3 separate regions of the Mus musculus genome follow, and regions 2 and 3 are each linked to region 1. The links are chromatin loops, found by intact Hi-C in ENCODE. Cell type or tissue: left cerebral cortex. All regions are shown on one strand. Links, peaks and the distances in the headings refer to the core of each region. The heading gives the core; the rest is flanking DNA.

Region 1 (5,246 bases), core at 594-4,593:
AATATGTGATCCGTAGCTGGGTTCATTCACTCAGAGCCAAGCATCTAGGTTTGGTTGGGAGTTCTCGGACCTTTTGCAATCTAGGACCTAATTTGTGAGCAGATGCAGAATGCTCTGAAAGTGAGTAAAGAAAATAGATGCAAAGTTCTCCACCTTGTAAGGACACACACACTTCAGTGTGAGCGCACTTCAGACACTTTGCCAGCTATATCTACCAGCCCTCCAAAGAGCATACCCCATAGCCTCTTAATAATAATGGCTTTTGTCATTTCAAGAGATTTGCTTCTGAGAAACAGCATCGCTCCAACTGCCCCCTGGTGAGCAATCCAGGAGTGATAGCATAGTCTCTGTGTTGTTGGGATATAATTTTTAAATAAGAAACTGCCACCAAGTGTAACTGTAATTTTTCTGAGCTCTAAGTTGAAGTTTGAGGCGCCCGGGCTGACTCTCCCATCTGGTTAATTACTATAATTAAACCTTACAAGGTTGGGGTTTTTTTTGTATGCAAAAACCATGCACACACACACACACACACACACACACACAATTCTTTTAAAACAGGTTGTCCATAGTTTGAAAAACTCTGCACAGCTCCCCAGGCGTGTTTTTCCTGGAAATAGTATCTTTCTGACATAATTCCCACGACAGTGTGAGAAGGTGGTGCCTAAACCTGTGGGGAAAGTCCACGAGTGGACTTCCAAGGCCAGGCTGCTTGCTATGAGAAAAAAATGGTAAGGAAGAGAGGTGCCACTGGTCTGAAGACTGGAAGCCCACCTGAGATTTTACCCTCCTGAATCTCCAGTTGCCCCCTTTCAGCACCTATGATGCAGGAAAAGCGACACGTGCACGCCACTGCCTATATGATTTGCGACTGGGCAGGTGAACTCTTCCTGCAGCTGGATGAATAATGAATGGAGCCGGGAGTGGAAGCAGAAAGTCCAGAGCCCAGCCGTGGATGAAGTTGTCTCTCTCCCAGCCTGCCACCTTCCCCCTCTGCAAATGCTAACCCAGCCACTGTCCCCGCGGCTCTGAGCAGGTGGGAGCTCTCAGCGCGCCTAGGGGCGCGGGGGGGGGGGCGGGGCGGGGGGAAGCAGCACCAGACTCAACATGTCACACACACACACACACCCCTCATCAGATTTACTGATGTATTATCTGAGCTGAGATTACGAAAGCTATCCTGATGACAACACTCAAGTCTCCTTTCTCTCCCCAAGCTCTTGAAGAAGTGGACTGGAACACCCCCCCCCCCCCCGCGCGCGCGCGCAATGAAAACCTAGGGAGAAGAGAAGTGCATACATGCTCTTTGACCACTTTTTGTTCCTTGAGAAGCAGGCAGCCTCGTGCTCTCGCTCCCGAGTAAAATTTATTTCATTACAACTGAAATCTCAACATCCAGAATACTACTTATAAAATCTTAAGTGGTCTTTAAGGGGAGGGGGGGCGAGTTACTGGGGCGAGGAAAGCAAAATAGAACAGTGGAGCTTGGGTGAGGATTTTATTCCACAAAAGTGAGAGCAACTGCTCGCTTCTCACCTAGGTTCCGAGTAGTTGCTTTTCCTTGAGGAGTAGGGTAGAAGTGGAAGGAAGATTCATCCGGGTTCAGAAATATCACCTCAAAAGGCCACCCACCCGCAAAAAGCAAAGAGGAGGCCGTGGCCGGGCTGAGGTTTGACCGCAAGAGAAACCAGGAGTGGGGATTTCAGCTGAAAAGGAAATCCACTCCGTGTCCACCTATCGCCTCAAATCAAAACTTCCACCCAACAACCCACAGCACTAAACCCGGCTGAGTGTCTTAAACTGCACAGTCGAACTCACACGGGGTTCCGCTCTTTTTTACCTTCACAATTAGGCAATACTGCAAATTCCGCCAGCGCTAGGGCCACCCCGAGCCACGCTTTGAGGACACCCATCGCCGCCGCGGCACTCTCGCAGGAAGATCCCAGCCTTCAGCATCCAAGAACCTGCTCTCTGCCAAACCTCAGGCTGTGGCGCCGGCGCCGGGAACCGGGACGCACAGACACTGGGGAAGCGCTGGCTGCTGGGCCGGGAGCCGAGGTTGGCCGGGTGGACCGCAGAAGGATGCGGCCGACAGTAACACTCAGTCAGCCCCGAGGCTCACTGGGTTCTCCAGCAGAGCGGCCACCAACGTGAGCCGAGGCTGCGAGGAGGAGGCAAAGCTCAGATCGCCGCCAAGACTAGCAGGAAAGTTGCAGGTCAGCGGCTGCTGGGATTCCGCAGCATTGCCTCGGGCTAGACCAGTTCCTCCGGAGGTCCCCAACTGGCGAGCTGCAGGAGCAGGTTCCTCCTCGGCAGCTTTTCAAAGTTCTCTCGGCACGCCCCCGTCTGTCCGTGTAGCATCGGCCGAGGCGGGTCCCCGCGAACACGCCGGGCCGGGCTACAGCAGCGCTCGGGGAGCTGGGCGGTGCAGGGCCGCTGGTTGCAAACTTTGTGCGGCCCTGCAGGAGCTCCGGGACTCGGGGGCGCTGCAGCCGCACCGCACCACGCCGCCCGGCTGCTGCAGGCGCTTCCAGAGCTCCGCGCGGAAGGCGGCGCGGGGGGCGCTGCTGCCACTTTCTCGCGCCCGCCCCTCGCCGAGAGGAGGAGGGCAGAGGGGCGCGGCTTGCTCCACACCGACGCCCACCTCCCCGCACCGTGCACCCCGAGCTGCGCTGCAGGGCGGAGGTGCGATTACCCAAGTGGAGGTGGAGCCATAATTGTAGATGCAAGGAGGAAAGAGAGAGGCTGGAAAAGACCCCTCCGAACTCAATGCTCCCCAGATGAGGGGCCTGGAAACGCACAGGATAAGTCCCCGAGTGGATCCTCGCATTTAAAGCACGCACGCTCCGCCTTCCTCAGCCTCTCTCGCCTCCTTCCTCTCTCCTTTGCTGGGTGTGAAAATGGACTCAGAGACTACGAGCTTTGGCAAAGATTCCAGAGAGTCACGTGGGGAAGGGGAGCCGCGGTGAGGGGGTGGGGGAAGGCGAGAGAGCAACCTGATCCCCTTATTCATCCTGCAGGAGTTGCATTGGCTTTGTCTGAGGCGGGATCAAAAGTGGTCACACCGAGGGCGGGTGGAAACAGGAGGTTAGGTCTCCATTCAGACACTGTTGAGGGTACCACAGGAGAGGCTAGTTGGGGACAGGGTGCTCACACCCAAGTCCTAACTGCTACTTCTCCACCTCTCGTCATGCCCACTGCTGCTGAACACAGAGCCTGAAGCAGAGCTGACTGGCCATCTTCGCATTTTGGACCCTCAGGGGTTTTCCCTGCAACCTAGCAGTCTTGGGGCACGTGTGTTCTAGGTTGAGATTCCCACGGTGAGTGCACCTTTACAGCTTCCTAAAAGATGAAAACACCACACAGTCTGGGTGAGTCCAGCTGCGCCTCCAAATGTCAAAGACTGGGAAGCCAATGTCAGGGCAAAAGCATCCTGGTGTGCACACTGGAGGTAGTTGAGGGATAGGGTGGGGTCTGGTTTCCAGCCAGTACTGAGTGATAGCTATTTTTAGAGGACTAAATAAAAATAGCTGGTCCAGGTTTGATCATTTTGTAACTGGGGATGGTTACACGGGAGAGATACAGACTGGGTTTCGAAGGCCAGACAGAAAAGATTCTCTGTCTTGGCAGAGCTGTGACAGCTAGACTGTCCAGAAAGGAGTTTGAAGTGGCAGTGAACACCGAGCTATTCAGGGTGGTGGGCAGGGATCTTAGTAGACTCCAATATTGCTGACGATCATAGGGAAGGCCCATGTTCTAAAGCATGCCAGTAGTACTTGAATTCCTTGCTTTTTAGAATAAGAGGATGAAATGAAACTGAAGGGTCCCTGTAACTATCACCACTTAGGCACCGAAACATTTGATTAACCTGGGTGTGGCTGTTGAGTATTCAAAGGACTTAGGAATCGCCCAGCAATTCCTCGATGCCTCCCAGAGCCGTTGTGGGGACAGAGCGGTTTTATCTCTGTATTTGAAGCACATATGGGGACTCTGTAAACATTAGTTGAAAGAATGAACTGAATCAAGCCAGTAATCATCACCGCCAGAGTTCAGCCACAGCTTGGATGGAACCTGAGTCCTCCCTCCTCCCACTTCCCCCTCTTCCTCTAGAAACTATTTTCTCAGACCAATGGAAAGTACTGTCCAAATTCAGGTGGATACACCCTAACAATTCCTAACCCCTCCTAAACACTTTTTCTGTAGCCACCACTGACTAGGAGTAACTTAAGACAGCTGGTTTCCCTAGAATAAACTATTTGACTTCATTTTTAAGAAAGCATAGAACTGTGGCACCCAAAGGGGTCTCAAACCATCTTTTGGACTTGCTAAAGGAAAACAATCTTTAAAAAGAAAAAGGTGAAGGGAGAGACGGGAGCATTACCACGAGGTATTGTCATATACTACATTTGTGGTTCTTAACAAATTGTTCATAAAATGTCCCCTCCCCTTCACCAGAAGCCCTCCACCAGCTCCCATGGTCTTCTCTCTACCCCAGGAGCAAATAGTCCAAGGGTTCTCACTCCAAGAGCACTAGAATCCTGGTTCACAGGGAATTCTATATCCTTAATACTGTTTTTTTCATATGCCCACATCCCGTAACTTTTGTCACCATATCCCACAGTATCTTCTTTGATCAGCCCCATCCTTGTCTCTTCAAATTCACCTGGCCTCACTGCTGCTTATCAGGTAGATATTATAGACTGAACACTTTGTATCTAACATGGGACCCTTTGCTATGTAATCTGCCAGTAACTATATGAGACATGTACCCTTGTTATTTTCATGGACAAGTGCAGTGACTGATGGCCCTGAGTCAGATGGTTAATTACAACAGCACATTGAAACAAGCAGCATTACCTACTATGAGAGTCAGATGACCACATCTCAGTATCTTAACACAACAATTTGTCTGTCTATCCTGTCCCCTGGACAGTAGTGGACCCTACACCTTGTAACCTGGACACCCATGAGCCCTTCCTGTAGCCAGGCCAACATGGCCCATATGAAACACCTTCCTCTTCCAAGAATGAGCTGTGTGCCCACCCGCCACGACCCCTTACCAGGAAGACAGTGACAGGGACACATAGGTCGCACGTGGGGATTTAGTAAGTCCTCACCGTGCTGCTCTCACTGCTCATACTGCCTCAGCTTTCCTACGGACAGCAACACTCCAGCAGGACCGTCCCTGCTGCCACAGGGGCTTTGCTGATCTTTGTCCCAGAGTCCACTGTTTCTCCTGACTATCT
Region 2 (5,246 bases), core at 836-4,835, 110 kb after region 1:
AGTAAGTGGGCATGCAAAGTAAACTGGGCCAAATGGATGCTCTCCTCTTAGAACTTAGATCCTGATGGAGTGAGACGATTCACCTTGCCAGCTACAGCCTGAGATGATTCTGCAACTTGGATCTTTTGGGGGGTATTTCTGCTTTTTGCACATTCCTAGTAGCAGTCTGTGTTTCTTTTCTAGCTGTGACTTAAAGAACTCCATCTTCATGACACACCCGTTCTCTGGTGAAGTCCCCTAGTTTCTGTGGACTGTAGCAGAAAGCAACCACAATACAGCTCTGTTCCCTAGACTCCAAATTAGTTTGTCCAAGTTCTGCTTCCAAAGCCTCACAGTGGAAGTTCTTTCTCTTCTCCCACTGACACACACTGAAAACTTTCTCAGTGAAATAACTTGTCTTTATGTTCTAGTCGTATCTTCCTGCAGGAGATGCACCTATTTCTTTCTTTACTTATTTTGTTGTGGCAGAGATGGAAACAGAACCCCAATCCTGCTAGGCAAGTATTCCACCATTGTGTTGTTTTCCTGGCCCCTTCCTTACAGAAAATACAAGTCATTTATCATTTTTTATACCACCAAAGATTCCTCTTTAGCAATTTGGCACAATCATTAGACTTTTCACTTAACACACAAACTTCTTGCTTATCAGTTTAAAGTGACTGAAGCATTGGATATGTGGGGAACCTTCAGAGCCAAGGTGTCTCCTTTCCTAGTGTCTATACCCAACATGATCATAGATAGTACTGTAACCAGTGTTATAAATTGTATGTGTGTGATCATATGTCCACACAGAGTGTGTGTGTGTGTGTGGGGGGGGGTTACCCTACAGGTGTCACAGCAGGCAGGGAAATGAACTGCAAAGAGGGTGAGAATGAAAACTCACCAACGTTTGACCTCGCCAACCTGAATTTCTAGTCTGATGCCAGGTGGTTTATTACAGGAATATTTAACCACACTAGAATTTGGAAAAAGGTTTCAGGGCAACAATCATCCCAATTCCAGGTGCAAATTAAGCTTAAGGTATGAGCTTTCTACCTCTATGTAATCATGAGGATGGGTTCTCTAACGTAAGGACCTAGGGTCTGGTGTGGTTTCTGACCAAGACAGTGTAGAGGTCAGCAGGCTATAAAATATACATGACATCTCCCCTAAAGATGGATTCTACTAACTGGGAGCTAAAGACAGTGGGCTAGGAAGGGAGAGTCTGGGATAAATGTTCTGGGGAATTTGGGTGAGGTCTGCCCCCACAGATAGCAAAAGCTCGCCAGTGACCAATAACAATATCCATTCTGGCCTCTGGGCAGAAAACAGGTATTTCATCCTCTGAGGAAACACCCCTGAGTGATTACCATTCCTGATTTCCCCAGTGACCTGTGGACATAAGGACCTTTGTGCACCCAACAAGGGAGAAGGAAAAAAGAAAGTATAACCAATTTAAATTGCCTTCGGATTTATCACAGGACACTAAAATCTTTCTTCAAACATTCCCTATGTCCCTTTATCTATTTGACATAATTTGAAGTGCTTCTACTTGTTAGGATATAGTTTTCATTGGTCAACTTTTGTGTGTGTGCATGAGCTACTACTGTCTGCCCTGTTCAGAGGCCAACTCAGTGGAGCTGATTCTCTCATTCCATCTTAGTGTGGGTTCTAAAGACTGAACCACTGTTGCCAGACATGTGCAGCGTGAGCCTCTATCCACTGAGCATCTTGCTAGCCCCCAAAGAATTATTTTCTCTTCCTTTGCATATGTTTCGATAAAGATGTTCAAACATTTTCTATTCCTTATGTGAATAAATTTCAACTTTCTATCTAAGAAAAATTAAGTGGAAATACCAACTTCTTATTTAAGCATGAATACTTACACATTTCTTTTTGTGGCCAATTATGTTTCTGTACCCAGCATTCTCTAAGTACAAACTATTCGGTCCATTATTACATGAAAAAAAAAAAAAACCCTATAATTACTAAAGAAATACTAAGGACTCTTAATGATTAAATTAGAACATAAATATAATGGGTTTTTGAAAAATAAGCCTAAAACCTTGCTGTGATTATTCTCTGGGCTACCTTTTACACTTAAGCCATGTGATAAATGGGATTTGTCGTGAGAGGTGAGTAGGTAGATGGTGGAGATGACAAGCATCCGTAGGATGTTGAGCTGCTAAATCTGGCTGATGTGCCCATGCGCATTCATGGTTTTCCTACTTTATTTTCTCCATGCTTGAAACTGTCTATAATAACGAACCTTCAAACTTCAAAATAGAAGCTGGTCAGACCTATAGCTCTGTGGCTAAGAGAGCTTTTTGCTCTTCCAGAGGACCCAAGTTCAGATCCAATCACCCATGCTGGACAGCTCACAACCAGCTGTAACTGTAAGTACAAAGGATCTGATGCTGCCTTCTGGCTCCCGGGTCCCTGTACATGCAGTGCACCTGCACAGGCATAACATACACATCCAGACACACAAATACACACATCAACAAAAACTTCTAAATATCCACTAGACAGCCAAAGAAACCTCTATAACATGACTCAAATATAATACAAACAAACCATTTTCTCTAAAACAAATCTCCACCTGGTCTGCACAGGATTATTTTTGCTATTCCATCTGCAGTCAGGTGAGAAATCAGATCACCAATCTACAACCACTTATAAGTGATTTGAAAGGCTGTTGTCGCCACCTGCTGGACAGTGACTTTGAGACAGTTACAAAGTATCTAGTTTTAACAAGTTATGAAATTTGCCCCTCCTGTATTACATTAGTATGCTAATTAGTGTTCTATTACAACACCTCCCACTACATGCCACTTGCTGAGGCATGTTTTTAAAAAAGCTGAGGCTTTTCAGAAAGTAGTCATCTTGTCATGGTCTTGTTTGTCTTACTGGACAACTTGCTTTCCACCGGGATAGCACAGGTTTAATTATTTAAAGACAGGGATAAACCAGAAAGTTAGAAACTTGTCCCAGATCTAGGTTCAGGGAACGTAGGCTTCTGTTATCTAAATCTTTAAAAATCTTGAAGCTGGAGAGATGGGTCTGGAATTGGGAGCACTTTTGTTCTTGCAGAGGACCCAGGTTCAATTCCCGGCACCCACATGATGGCTCATAACTATTTGTAATCCCAATTCCAGGGGCTTCAATACCCTCTTCTGATAGGCCCATACAAAATACTCATACACATATAATAGAATAAAGATAATTTTAAAATATTTAAATTTTTAATAGTTAAAAAATTTAATATTTGTAATTACAAATTAACAAAATTACAATATTGTAATTTGTAATATTTAAAATATTACAAATTTTGCAACCTTTTATAAATTGGGTAGTGAAGTACAACAGTGACTTTCACTCTGGTACTTTAGATCACTTGTGGAATTTTAGAATAAACTGATGCTGGTCTGAAAATCAGATTTCTTTTTATTAGAATCAGGGTTGACAGCACTGGTATCCACTAGAGTCCCCATTGTCCCACTACCTGATAAAAACTGCAGAATTCCAAGGTCAATCTCCTATTACTAGGTGAAGACCAGCTATTTGTTCTACGCAAACCTTCTAAGTAATCTGTATGGAAACTAACGTTTGGGATTCATCAGTACTTACTGTAAAACTTTAAACCCTTACTTAAGTCAATGGGAGGGCGATCCTGAAACAATTTAAATGGCTAGCAATTGAGGGACTGCCACAATAAAGCGATGAAGTGTTACTCATTTTCCATGAGGATTGAATAAAAGAAATGAGTACGTTCAAACAGCACACATGCAGGGCTAGAGATGGCTTAGCCGTGAAGAGCACTTGGTAAAAGACCTGGGTTCAGTTCCTAGCACCCAAATGGTGGCCCTTAACCATCTGTAACTCCAGCTCTAGGGCATCAGGAGCCCGCCTCTGACCACCACGGGTCCATGGTATACTTACATATATGTAGACCGAATACTAATACACATAAAATAAATCTTAAAAACAAAACAAAACCCACCAGCATGCATGCATGTATGCTCTTTTTATTTGCCCTGTCTCTTTCAAATGAAAATGTAAAAGGAATATCCACTAAACAATTTTTTTCTGATTATGTCTGAGTATCAGGATTGTGAGTGATTCCTTTTCCTGTTTATTAGTGTCCCGAATATTTCCATTCTAAAGTTAACACTCCATTAGTCAGGAGAAAAATTGGCAAATAAAGCAATAGCTTTGGGCCCTTGCCTAGCATGCACATGGCCTTGCATCCAATTCTACGCATAATTAAAATGTAAAAGTGGACTGGGAATGGCTCCATGGTAAAGTGCCTGTTGCAGAAACACAAGGACACAGGCTTCATCCCCAGCACCTACAGAGAAGGTAGACAGAAGGGTCCCGGGGCTGGCTGGCCAGCCAGTTTGATGAGTCTATAAACTCCAAGTTGAGAGCCTGTCTCAAAAAATAAGGTAGAAAGCAACTGATGAAGACATCCTGTGTTGACCCCCAGACCCAAACACAGACACATAATTAAAAAATCAAAAAAAAAAAAAAACAACAACAACAACAATCAAAATCCTGTCCTCTTTGTAAATTGATATTTCCAACACGGATGAATCCGGTTCCAGAATCTGGCAACTGTGGGAAATGACGTCTCCAGCATACACTATCCCCACAACCCTTCTTCATCTTTCGTTTAGCTTTCACATCTGCAATGGCCGAGCACCACACACACAGAAGCAAACAGCCCTGCTGGTGATACAGCCTGGGGGAACGAGGGAGGATGCTGCTGTTCCTTCAGATGGCCATGTCTCCTCAAGGAATGTCACAAAACGAGAAACTGCTTCTAGACTTGGGATTCTACCAAAATACAGAACACTGATGCTAAGGAAGGACTGAGGGAGCTGGAGGAGTCAAGGACACCACAAGACCTATAGGATCAACTAACCTGCATCTACAGATGCAGAGGCTGAACCACCAACTAAAGAACACGCACGGGCTGGACCTACACAGCCTACACATTTGTGCAGATGTGCAGCATGGCCTCCGTGCGGGTCCTAACAGTGGAGCAGGGGCTGACTCTGACTCTGTTGCCTCCCTTTGGATCCCCTTCCCATAACTGGCTGCCTTATCTGGCCTCCGTGGGAGAGGATGTACCCAGTCCTGCTTCGACTTGACTTGCCAGGGCGGGTTGGTACCCATGGGGAGGCCTCCCCTTCTCAGAAGGAAAGGGGAGGGGGCAATGGAAGAGTGTGAGGGTGGGACATGGAGAAGAGGAGGAAGAAGGG
Region 3 (5,246 bases), core at 836-4,835, 400 kb before region 1:
CACCTCCATTTGGCTAGCTCTTGATTTTAAGGTCTCCTTCTCAGCCTCAATGACCTCATTCCTTTCCAAAGTTGAAGAACACTAGAAATTCTCATGGGGGGTGGGGGTTTGGGGGTTTAGTATGCTTATGTCAAGACGCAAAATTCTCTAGAAGTCTCTGTGCCCATCACTGACTTGCTACTAGGTAGCAACCCCAGCCCCACACCCCCACACTCCCCCCCCCCCCAAGGTTAAATGAAAGACAGGAGAACATTCAGAAACTTCTAGAAGAATCTTTAAGGGCCTATGTTTCAAGCTCATGAAAGAAGTTGAAAACCTTTCAGGTCAGGCCCCAGAAGTTTCCAGCATGGTATTTACCGATTGTAAGAGCTCGTGGCTCGCCAGAGTTGATGAGGAGAATCAAATGTCTGAGCACTCCACAAGAGCTGCAGGTCAAACTGAATTCCTCCTAGGTGGTCTGGAGTCAATATGAAAGACTTCACATCCGGGAGGGTGTGGTGCTCTATCACAAACTGCCCTGTTTCAGAGGGAAACACTCTTGATTTGTGAGTTTACAGTGTCTGCTTAAGGACAGCAAAGAATTAAGGGCATGCATGCCCTTTAGAATATAATTTACAATGCTTGGGACACTGTAGCATCTTATACCAGCCCACCACCCTACTTATAATGGCCATTATGATCATATATAATGTGTAAACACGCGTGGAAATGTGCTGAGCTCTTATACAATCCTACAGATATTTATGGGAAAATGGACACGGATTATACCCAAACATGACACTCAACAGACACATTTTGGGGTCGTAATGTTTTACAAGTAGAAATTCAATGTTGGATCTAATCATATTTAGATCTATTCAAGTCTTTGGTGGAAGGGGACAAGTGTAGATGTCCCTGAAAAGGTAAAGCTTACTTAACAAGACATCATCATTCTTAAAGTTCAGGGTGAGTGTTTAAGGTGGATAAGTTGATGGACTATCCTGGATGGAAATAAATTGGTTGGGTCTATTTTCCTTTATGTATATAGACATAAAGTAAATATAAAGAAGTATAAAGCAAGTAGGAAAAGCATTTGTGAGATAAATGGTAATTTATACAAGAACTGTTAGTCTCTGTTATGTTTGCTGAATGTGAAATGGTATTGCGTTTTCTTCATTCTTAGTTGACATCTGTTGAAGTGTTTGGGGAAAAGCAGTGACCCAAAAGAATGTGTGTGTGTTCATATATAGAAAGTAAAATGCTAACACTATTGACTTTTTCATTGTTCTAATATTTCAACTTTTCTGAATATTTGAATTATTTCTTAATTAAGACTTAGGAAAATAATGCATTGAAGCTACCTCTGAATTTGGCATGGGTCTTGAACTCAATGACGAGACGGCCATCCTCTCTAATGTAGATCCTTATTATCTGAAGCCTTGCAGAGAGCACGCTGTCTGTCTGGATCCCTGGATAAGCAACCACACAGAAAACGTCAAAGTCGGGGTATGGAGAGCATCTTCTGGATAGTGACTACCCTAGGCTCGGTCCCAAGGGCATCTCCAAGGAGATCCAAGTATCTAGGTGAATGCGATTTACTTCCACATCCACACGAGCATGGTTACAGACATGAATGTCGATTCGAACAGTACAGCAGCTCTTGTTTGTGGCTCTGTATCTTTTTCTAGGTCCACTATCCATACACAGGGCTTTTTATCTATGTGGGTACCACTTTTCCAAGAAACAGAGAATGTCCTATTTCAGAAAATAGTGGATCTAAAACTTCAGCTTCCTATACTATATTTTTCCTTTACTTTTAGGACCTAACAGGGTCCTAAGCTTTGATGTATATATTTTATTCTCAAACCAATGGAGATGATAGAGAACCTTCTAGAAAGTCAGCTGTGTGGACTTAACACAATGAGTAGAGGCACCATGCCTACTGGGTTCAGGATGACCTAAAATAAAACGGAATCGACGGAGGAGAAAAACAAAAGTTAAGCAACCAACAACAGATATGAGCCAAAGGCCCAAGTGGTAATTTGGCTCCAGTGGGAGAATGTGAGCTACTTTCCCACAGGGAGTATGAACCAAACAGGATGGTCTGAGCCCAAGCCATTTAAGGGAACAAAGGATGTAATTTTCAATTACTAGAGATAAAGCATGTCTAAAGAATGTTCATGACACTCCGGCATCGATCCCTCAGATGGTGTCCCTCCAGAAAAGGGTGGGGAACTAATGGGAAGTGGTTTTGGGGTTGTGTTGGGGTATAGGACCTTGAAAATGGGAAAAAACAAAACAAACAAAAGAACAACAGATTGTGATTCTTTCTGGATTCCAGTCAAAGCTCCTCCCGCTTTTCTAAAAGACCACAGGAATATCGTTGCCATTAGAGTTCATTGCTTATCATGATCTAATGTGAGGTAGAAGAGCTAGGACGTCCTCAGGCATACCTGTTCTCCAGAGAACTGTGTCATAGAAGAAAGAGAATTCCATCTCAGTGTGGTGCTCTAAGGAGGCCCAGCCCCTGGGTGCTGTCACATAGATGTAGGACACGTAGAGTGGCACATGAACCGTCAGGAACGACTGGGCAGAATCTCTCACCTGTCAACAAAAGTGTGCAAGAAACAGGCTTACTTCTTTCCTGGGAGGATAGGAGAGAAAATAATGAAGTAATATCCAGATCTGTAATGGAAGAAAACTCATGGAGAAGAGAGAACATTCATGTTCTAGGGGAGGAACCATCAGGTTTGTGCCATCCATCCACAGAAACAGAAATGTCGGCTGCCTTGAAGCTTTCTCCAGTAGGGGGCAGTGCTGCACACAAAACCAGAGGAACTAGGGCACACATTTGAATTAAAGAGACTACGCAATGGATGAAAATCCTTCTACAGATTCTCTCATTTAGTAAGGCTAAACATGTTTTGAAGTGAAAACCAAACAGCTAACACGTTTTGGCTCTCACTGAGACACAGGCCCAAACACTGGAGTGGAGCTCGAGAATGAATGTCCCCGAGAGACCGCCTAGTCTCTCTGGTGCTCTTATAAAACTGCTCTCGTGAGCCTTTGGAGTCTTCTTAGCAACACTTATGTCATCAGGAATGTTTAATGTGTAAACATGCGCACACACATGCATGCCTACCCACATATCTGTTTTCGCAGGGGTTGTGAGTTTGGAATAAGCACACAGTCAGAAGGTTTGAAACAACAGACTCTTCCCAGTGGTGTTTCGGAATCCAAAGTTGTATTTTGAGGGGTGTACCACCTGCGATTCTGATTCATTCCAAGTGGGGGAAGAGAATATATTCATGTAAAGAACCCCATTAGCAAATGTGAACCTCCATTTTCCAAAGCATACACAGTGAAAAGAATCCCACACCCATCTAAAGAAGCAGATACTAGAGTTTTGGACTTGCTACAATAATTGTTTTATACATCACCTTGATTTAGAAGACCTCAGCGCTCTTTCAACTACAGTACAGCCAAGACCCTTGGTAAGGATCTTAAAAAGAATATTCCCTTACCTGGCTGAATACAGCTACCGGGTATCTAGCTGACCAAGGCACTTCTAGAACAGAGTTGGCATGGCACCCAAGCACAATATCTCAGAGGACCCACCTGGAAGTCAGCAGTCACGGAGCCCCCACACACATCGATAAGCTCTGTCATATCGTAGTACGCATCAAAGGTCCACACGCAGCTCTTTAGGTTCAGGTGTCTGTAGAGCTGGATGGTTTTGGGCTCCCGTACACTTGAGTCAAACTGGAAGGGGCGGTCATAGCCAGGGCCCAGGGCAGTACTGTGGAAACCGGCGTCATTCAGGAACCCTGCCTCTGCATGGGAGGGAGGACACAAGAAGCAGTGACTTGGTCTGAGCATGCCAGGGGCTGGGTAGAGGGGAGGTCGCTGGGCTGTCCATCTGAGACCCTGGCTGGATCTACCATGGACTCCCGGTATAGTGTAAAGTCAAGAGGAGAGTTTATAAAGAGCCAAGCTGCCTGTTGGGAGCGGAGGTCATGGTCAGCAGATAAAGTGTTCCTCACAGAATATGCATGAAGGTTTGTTGTGGATTTGCTCCAACACTTGCAATCTGTTATTTGGGTGTGTAAGATGCAGAGGGTCCCTGCCCACTCCCCATCCCCCAGTTGGTTCTGATCGGTAAATCAAGTTGCTGGCAGCCAATGGCTGGGCAGAGAGACAGAGACCAGACTTTGGATTTGCAGGTAAGGGTACCAAGGGAGAAAGGAGAATCACCATGCCAGGAAAGGAGTAAGATCCAGGCTTGAGAGCTGCAGAAGAGAGAGCACACCAATCATGTAAGAGCCGGGGAAGAGCGGCCCCAGCCCCCAGCCCCAAATGGGTCGAGGGTAACAAAGATGGAATATAGATTTTAGTAAGTCATAACTCAGTAGCAGAGGGGAGGCATAAGTTAAAGTTGAAGTTTGGGAGTGGCCCAATCATTGAGCTGTTTAAGGCATATTAAAATAGAAGGCTGTGTGTGTGTGTGTGTGTGTGTGTGTGTGTGTGTGTGTGTCTTTTATTCGGAGCAGATTAATCAACTACTGCAACAAGGGCCTGATTACGGATGCCCAGCACCTATGGGAAAAAAGCTAGTTATGGAAGTCTGTATGCATGTCCCCAGTGCTGAAGCATAGAGACACAGGAATCCTTGAAACTCACTGGCCAGCCAGAAAGCTCCAGGCTTAAGGAGCAGATTCTATCTCAAAAAATACAGTGGAGAATGACTGAGGAAGACATCTTTAATTGACCTTTGTCCTACACATACATTACAAACACGCATATGTAGATGAACATGTATACAAGATATCCCCCCCCCACACACACACACACACTCACACATACCCAGGGAGAAGGAAAGTGAGAGAGTGACAGAGAGAAAGAGAAGAGAGACAGAGAGGCAGGGAGATATAAGGGTGAGCTGTCTGTTGCCTGGGGTTAAATGGGGCACTGCTCCTTTAAGAGACCCAGGTACCCAGGAGAAAAGGTGACCACACAGCACAGCAGCATGGATGAATAAGGCAGGGTTTCCAGGCATTTCTCTGCATCCTGCGGCTCACCTCTGGTCTTTGTGAAATTGCTGCACTATATAGATCCCTCGCGTATGAAAATAGTTATTTTTAAGGCCAATGTGAAACTCGGTTTTTATGGAAAGCCATCAAAGCAACATCCAACTTCCTTTTCTTCCTCCCTCCAATGGTTTCTGAACTCTTGAGGTGGGGGAACCATCTTAATTAGTAGATAGCTTG

What was found. Peaks named below come from ENCODE experiments on the same cell type or tissue, not always from the same donor. Only the 100,000 strongest peaks of a DNase experiment are listed, where the experiment ranks them.
Region 2: it touches region 1 in a loop (2.7-fold over the local background); 2 of 42 quality-filtered maps call a loop at or near these places.
Region 3: it touches region 1 in a loop (2.2-fold over the local background); 4 of 42 quality-filtered maps call a loop at or near these places.

Annotation. Positions count from the first base shown.
Region 1 is chr5:96,371,480-96,376,725 of GRCm38, reverse strand. It overlaps Fras1 (Fraser extracellular matrix complex subunit 1), which reads right to left and starts at 2,771. Exons shown (of 74, transcript NM_175473.3): 1 at 1,841-2,771. The coding sequence starts at 1,913. In left cerebral cortex, for the core only: CTCF peaks have their summits at 2,328 and 2,527; DNase peaks (open chromatin) are centred at 2,013, 2,298, 2,626, 2,843 and 1 more place; H3K4me3 peaks cover 2,674 bases; H3K27ac peaks cover 1,460 bases.
Region 2 is chr5:96,264,673-96,269,918 of GRCm38, reverse strand. Mrpl1 (mitochondrial ribosomal protein L1) reads right to left here. Exons shown (of 9, transcript NM_053158.3): 9 at 3,192-5,246. Among named protein-coding and RNA genes, the nearest start is that of Mrpl1, 57 kb to the right of the region's middle. In left cerebral cortex, for the core only: a CTCF peak has its summit at 2,696 (motif pointing left); a DNase peak (open chromatin) is centred at 2,682.
Region 3 is chr5:96,766,843-96,772,088 of GRCm38, reverse strand. Fras1 (Fraser extracellular matrix complex subunit 1) reads right to left here. Exons shown (of 74, transcript NM_175473.3): 66 at 3,598-3,812; 67 at 2,433-2,583; 68 at 1,341-1,448; 69 at 358-517. Among named protein-coding and RNA genes, the nearest start is that of Anxa3, 24 kb to the left of the region's middle. In left cerebral cortex, for the core only: a CTCF peak has its summit at 2,782 (motif pointing right); a DNase peak (open chromatin) is centred at 2,809.